Regions from separate parts of the Homo sapiens genome. Here region 2 is linked to region 1. Evidence: chromatin contacts called from ENCODE Hi-C data. All regions are on one chromosome and are shown on one strand. The core of a region is the stretch at or near the end of the contact, and the rest is flanking DNA. Distances in the headings are between cores, read along the strand shown. Region 1 holds the start of WDR12 (WD repeat domain 12). Region 2 holds the start of CD28 (CD28 molecule).

Region 1 (3,012 bases), core at 200-2,699:
TCTTCACCTGCACACATACCGGTCTGCCCATAAATTTTGCAATCCAGTTCTGCCTGATTCTAAACTGCTTGTCTCTTGAAGCGAATGCCTTAAAAAGTGACATTGGGATCAGGATAGTTATCTCCATCCATCCTCCCTCAGAAAAACAACTATATTAGAGTAATTCTTGGGACCATTGAGAACAATACACAGGCCTTTGGGTAACTTCAAGACAAAAAAGGCAAAAAGTCGGGGAGAAGGTGTGGGAGGATGATTTTCCCCTTCTAAACGTAAGGTATAAAAGGGCTCAGAAAGCGGAAAAAGAACCCTAAAAAGCAAGGTGCGGGACGGCGTGAGGGACCACACATTGGGCGCTCCGCCCAAGGGGTCCGGCTCCTTCTCCGCGGCGATGGCGCGTCCTTGGGCTCAGCAACCCTCCTGAAGACACCTAACCTCCTCCTTCTCCAGCCTGCCCCTCTGGGGCCTGCGAGCCCCGTCCCGGGCCGGGGGTCGGAAGCCGTGCCATGTGGGACCCCGAAAAGGCCCCCAAGCTTGGCGCGGAAGGCGCCGCCAGTGACCGGCTGCGGCTGGGGGCGGAGGCCGGCAGTTGCTCGGAGCTCCGGCGGGTCAGGAGGTGACGGGAGGAGGAGGAGGCAGGAGGAAGACGGGGGGTTGGGAGGTAGCGTCCGGTAGGTCTGCGCAGACAGCGCTGCCAGACCTCTGACTCCCCCAGTCCTGCCGCCGCCGATAGCCCCACAAGGCGACATGGGAAGTCCGCCGGAGCAGAGGGGAGAAAATTCAAAACGAGTCTACTCAACCTCGTCTTGGCTCCGAGGCCCCGCCATGGAGACCAGCATAATGCGCAGGCGCGCCCCACCGGGAGCGCGCAGAGCAGTCCCACGACAGTAGGACCACTATCGGCCACCGTCGACCGTTTCCTCTCTCATCCGTTCTTTTCTTTGTATTTCCGCCTCTCGCCTCTCTCTAAAAGCCGCAGTTAGAGGCGAGATTTAGGAAAAACCTCTGCCGAGTGAGCCTCTGGTTGGGAATATGTATGAGAAAAAAAAACTGGCAAGGCGTTAGTCAAGCAAAGCTGAAGGCAGAGGAAATTTGATATCTGGCTGGAGTCTAGAGGATTTAATGCAAATAAGATACTCTGAGGGCAGCGTGGCAAAAAAAGACTACAATTCCCGGTGGTCACAGCGTTTGAGAAGCGATGCTTTCTGAGACTTGTAGTAACTAGGAGCTGTGTTTGAACTATCCAGGCTCAGGACAGCCTCTTGAAAAAAAATTTTTTATTAATAAAGCGGATTTGAGTGGGATCTTTTTCCTAATCGATTACGGGCCCACACGTATGGGAAGAATTCTAACAATGATTAAAGGGACATGCTACCTTTACGACTATCCTTTTCTAATCGATGACTCCTAAATCTAGGAGTAGGTAGTCGATGTTTGTGGTCTGGGCGTCTGTAGAAGGGCAACCTCGTGCTTTCTGCAGAGGAGACCGGAGGGCAGAAGGCAGAGTCCAGGCTTAGACTGCAGTTCCTCGCTTACCTGTGCAGTCTAATTTTGAGCTGCCTCTTTGTAGTCTTAAAAGGCAGGAGCTTCGTGTTGTGGGTCTGCTAACCCGTACGTTTCCGTGGGCAAGTCGTGTGTACTCCTCGCCATGGCTCAGCTCCAAACACGCTTCTACACTGATAACAAGAAGTAAGTAAGCGTTCCAGCCTTCTCTCCCTTCCCCAGGTTCCTTTCCGACCACCCCTTTGGTATGACCTTGTGGATCCCTGGTTGTTTCTGCTGTCACCCCCACCCTTTTTTCTGAGATTACCTGCTTTCTAACCAGCTTCGTAGGTTCTATATAATTTGAATTGTGAGTGTGGAGGAGGCTGAAGGGCTTCAGGTTTGCTTTCTGAATGAAACATTTTATATGTGTAATTTAAAAATGAACAGTGGGCCTTGTTATAGGGTGTCTGCTAGTGGTGGTTCACAGTTTTTGAAAACGGAAAAAAAGTTTTTGAAAATGAAAAAACATATTTACCATTTATGTATATCTATATAGATATATAAACATTTTAACCAGTGGTCTCAAGGTCTGTTAGCACTCATTCGAAAACTAATTATATGCTGCCTTGTGGTATATATTGCATTGTTAGCTTTCTTTGTGTTTGCCTGGTCTCTTCCAACTATATTGGAAGTCTCTTGAGGGCAGGGACTATATATTAATTAAGCTTCTTGGATTGGCTGAGTCAACAAAAAATGTCAAATTTTTCAGTGAAAATGATAATATTTGTCGTGTTAATAAGCTAAAGTTAGCCATAAACTAGGAAACTCCCACCTGAGTTACATCTGTGGTTTTGTTTGTAGCTTTATGAGGAGAGCTAGTAAATCATCTTCTCTCCCCTTGTGTTGTTGCTGAAAGTATACATAAATCGTATTATCAATGCACCTGAGTATATGTACTTACTTACATACATTGCCTTAATACTTCTCTAGGAATGTGGTGATGCATTAACATAACCACTGTGTTTTTTAATTGAAAGTAGGTTTTTTTGTTTTTCTTAAAATAAAATTTTTTGAAATATGTGGGGCTTTTTTTTGTTTGTTTGGTTTGGTTTTTTTGGAGACAGAGTCTCACTCTGTTGCCCAGGCTGGACTGCAGTGGTGGGATCTTGGCTCACTGTAACCTCTGTCTCCCGGGTTCAAACAATCTTCCCGCCTCAGCCTCCAGAGTAGCTGGAATTACAGGCATGTGCCACCAAGCCTGGCTAATTTTTGTATTTTTAGTAGAGACAGGAATTTGTCTTGGTGGCCATGCTGGTCTCGAACTCCTGGCCTCAAGTGATCCGCCCACCTCGGTCTCCCAAAGTCCTGGAATTACAGGCATGACCCACTGCGTCCAGCCTTGAGATAATTGTTGATTCACATGAAGTTGTAAGAGATAATAGGCCACTGTGTTTTAACCCCTGAAATGAATGGATACATGTCATATGTGTGTGTGTGAATTTAGGCCCTCCAAAAGGTAAAAAAATGTAG
Region 2 (3,479 bases), core at 225-2,724, 790 kb before region 1:
CAGTCTCTGTACTGCCAAAATAAGAAAGAAAATTGAGGATACTGGCTTTTCAATGTATCTTTCAGGGAAAAATAACTGTCCTTATTTAAGCATGACTGTTGACCCCTATCAGTCCAGTTTTTGAACCAAGCGGGGGCCTTTTTCTAACTCTGAGAACACGTTGAATGAGCATCTTACTCCAGCCCACCCAAGTAACAAATTCTTTCTGTTAGGAATTGTGCTTGTGATTTTCCGAAGTTAATTTAACCCTGGATTTACCTGAGTCCATGAAATTACAAATCACACCATGTTAGATGGAATAGCATAATAATCAACAACACCGGCACTGGAGTCAGACTAAGGTGGTTCAGACCCTGCCTCCTATAGCTGCCACCTGTACATCCTTGGGCAAATCCCTTAATGTGCCTACCCCTCAGTCTCTTCATCTGAAATGAAGTTAACTGTAATACCTACCTTCTAGTTACGAGAACTGTGTGCTGCTCAAAGTGCTAGATGTATTATCCTCCTCATCATCGTCATTGGGAACTTAAAGAATTTTAATCTAAGAAAATACATTTTGGCCGATTGTAAAAGAAAACTAATTTATTAATATTGGTGTTGTAGCAGCTTCTGTGGTGACTCCAGAATTCATGTTGGAACTCATTCAATTCAGGTAGATAGAGTAATTACAGTTCACATTTATCTTGAAGCCTGACTGAGCTAAGCCCTTCGCATGGATTATTTCATTTTACCTCACAATGACCTTGAGGTGAGGTTTATTATTATTCCCACTTTACAGTTAAGGAAACTGAGGTTTGGAGAGTTTAAATAATAGCTAAGCCTAAGCTTACCTAGTGAGAATTGGACCTGTGTTAGGAACATAGGCAACCTAAATTCAGAGCTTCCAGAGCCAATCTACTTACAGCAGCTTTCTTAAATTAAAAAAAAAAAGAAAGAAAGAAAGAAACGATACATAAATTAAAAATTATTGGCCGGGCATGGTAGCTCATGCCTGTAACCCTAGCACTTTGGGAGGCAGAGGCAGGTGGATTGCTTGAGCTCAGAAGTTTGAGACCAGCCTGGGCAACATAGTGAAACCCCATCTCAATTTAAAATAATAATAATAATAATAAATTCTTGGGACACTATCAACTAATAGCTAGAGAAACTAATAGCTTAGAAAATTTATTTCCAAGGGACTTTTGTTAAGATACTATATTGTAGTCTGAGAATCAATGATTTTCAAAATAACACATTGCCCTATTACAGCAAAACTACACTTCAAATGTTCAAATTTCACACATTGTTAGAAATTTAAAATAAACTAAGCCAATTGGAAGACCTCAAAAAATATTTACAGAAAGAAAGACATTAACATTGTTTACCTGTTACTTGAATTGAAGGGAATAAGTTGAGAGCCAAGAGCAGCCTGAGCATCTTTGTCCTGACGATGGGCTAGGGTTCCAGCCCCTCCTCCCCGAGGAACCCGAAGTGTGAGGGGAACTGAAAGACGCACCTGCCAAGGCCTGAGAGTCTCCGTCATCCACGGCCACCACCACCGCCACCATCCCCTTAGGGCACATGATCAAGGCACTCAAACCACAAGGCATCCTGACTGCAGCATTTCACACAGGATATAACGTTGTTTTGATGACTTTAGACTTTTACTTCTATTTTTAAAGACTTTTTTTTTGTCACTGAAAAATAGTCGGTCACTACATGATGGGCTTATGGGAATTATTCTTTATTGATGGATATCAAGAGTTGTGTAAAAGGGGTGCTTGAAATCCAGCAGAGATTAAAGGGGAGACAAAGTGTTCTTAAGAAGGAACAGGCCGGGTGCAGTGGCTCACGCCTGTAATGCCAGCAATTTGGGAGGCCAAAGTGGGTGGATCATTTGAGGCCAGGAGGTCAAGACGAGCCTGGCCAACATGGTGAAACCCCGTCTCCATTGAAAATACAAAAAATTAGCCAGGCATCATGGTGGGTACCTGTAATCCCAGCTACTAGGGAGGCTAAGGCAGGAGAATCGCTTGAACCCAGGAGGTGGAGGCTGCTATGAGCCGAGATCATGCCACTGCACTCCAGCCAGGGCAACAGAATGAGAAAAGAAAGACAGAAAGAAAGAGAGAAAGAAAAGAAAAGAAAAGAAAAGAAAAGAAGGAAAGAAGGAAGGAAGGGGAGAGAGAAAAAAGAAAGGAAGAAAGAAAGAGAGAGAAAGAGAAAGAAAGAAAGAAAGAAAAGAAAGAAAGAAAGAGAAAGAAAGAAAGAAAGAAAGAAAGAAAGAAAGAAAGAAAGAAAGAAAGAAAGAAAGATGGAAAGAAAGAAAGAGGGAGGGAGGGAAGGAAGGAAGGGGGAGAGAGAGAAAGAAAGAATAAAGTCTCTAGCAGAGGAGAGATTTTCATAGGATGGGGACAGGTTGTGTCAAAAAGATAATGGTAAGAATTCTACTGAGGAATTGGGAAACATCTGCATAAACGTTTAAAGGAGTTACAAATATTAGAAATGTAACATTTGTGTAGGACATAAGGTAGCCCTCTGGAGCATTTAGCACACAGTGCTTGATTTATGTCAAGCCTCCTCCAACTCACTTCTAGGAACTTTGCAAAACCCATTCTACGTGCAAGCAGCCAGCCAGCTGAGTATCTGGGGGAGGTTCCCTAAGCAAAGGGAAAGTCAAAACAACATTCTATGTTCTTAGTGGGACAGTAAGGCAACCAAAAGCCCCTTGGTGTCTCATGCTCTCTATGTCCCTCAAGGTTAAGTAATAGGGCACAAAAGGAGGCTCCGTGGCAGGATTTCTGAGATTCATAACCACCACCCGACTGCACCCTTCTTCAACTCCCAGGCCCTTTGCAGAGAGGGTTATTCCACCAGCACGGCCAACTGCTCTCTTCTTCCGGCACCTACGTCAGTATCTTGTACTCAATGACTTCTTCAAAACTTTTCCAGTAATTTTTTTCTTCTTTTTGATAATCTAAGCTTTGTGCAATTACTCTAGTTGGGGGTTTTGTGTATGTGGGTTGTTTTAAAAGATAACTTGTATTGCTTTTTATTCTGACTATAAAAGTAAGGCATATTTCATTGAGAATGTTTAGAAAAATTATAAGCATTAAAACAAGATTCATCCACATTCTTACCACCCTAATATAAACACTGCTAATATTCTGGTCCACTGCCTTCCACCTGTTGGTCTGTTAAGATTTTTACATGTTTAATATCATGTTTTACTTATAGTTTTCATCAGATATGTACTATTATTTGTTATATCTTGAACATTTTCCCATGTCATTTAAGTATCTTTATAAACATTATTTGTAATTGATGCATAATATTCCATTCTCTAATTATATCATAAATTGTTTAACAAACCCCTAGTGTTGTTACCTTTTTTTCTTCGCTATTTTAAAATGCTACAGTCAAACTCTTTGATGACCTAGCTGTAAGAGGAGGCAGGCTTCATGTCCCTCCCTCCTGATCTGATAAATGACAGATCAAAA

The links. Hi-C counts contacts between places; a loop is a spot of excess contacts on that map. Pooled maps may share reads with other maps.
Region 2: a pooled map shows a loop between it and region 1 (7-fold over the local background). The contact joins the promoter of CD28 here to the promoter of WDR12 in region 1. A Hi-C loop is called at or near these places in 8 of 50 pooled maps.

Annotation. Positions count from the first base shown.
Region 1 is chr2:202,910,110-202,913,121 of GRCh38, reverse strand. It overlaps WDR12 (WD repeat domain 12), which reads left to right and starts at 1,449. Exons shown (of 13, transcript NM_018256.4): 1 at 1,449-1,686. The coding sequence starts at 1,646. CARF (calcium responsive transcription factor) reads right to left here and starts at 847. Exons shown (of 17, transcript NM_024744.17): 1 at 20-847. RefSeq lists enhancers at 567-616, 717-916, 957-1,106, 1,117-1,266.
Region 2 is chr2:203,704,634-203,708,112 of GRCh38, reverse strand. It overlaps CD28 (CD28 molecule), which reads right to left and starts at 1,474. Exons shown (of 4, transcript NM_006139.4): 1 at 1,365-1,474. The coding sequence starts at 1,416. RefSeq lists an enhancer at 1,445-1,594.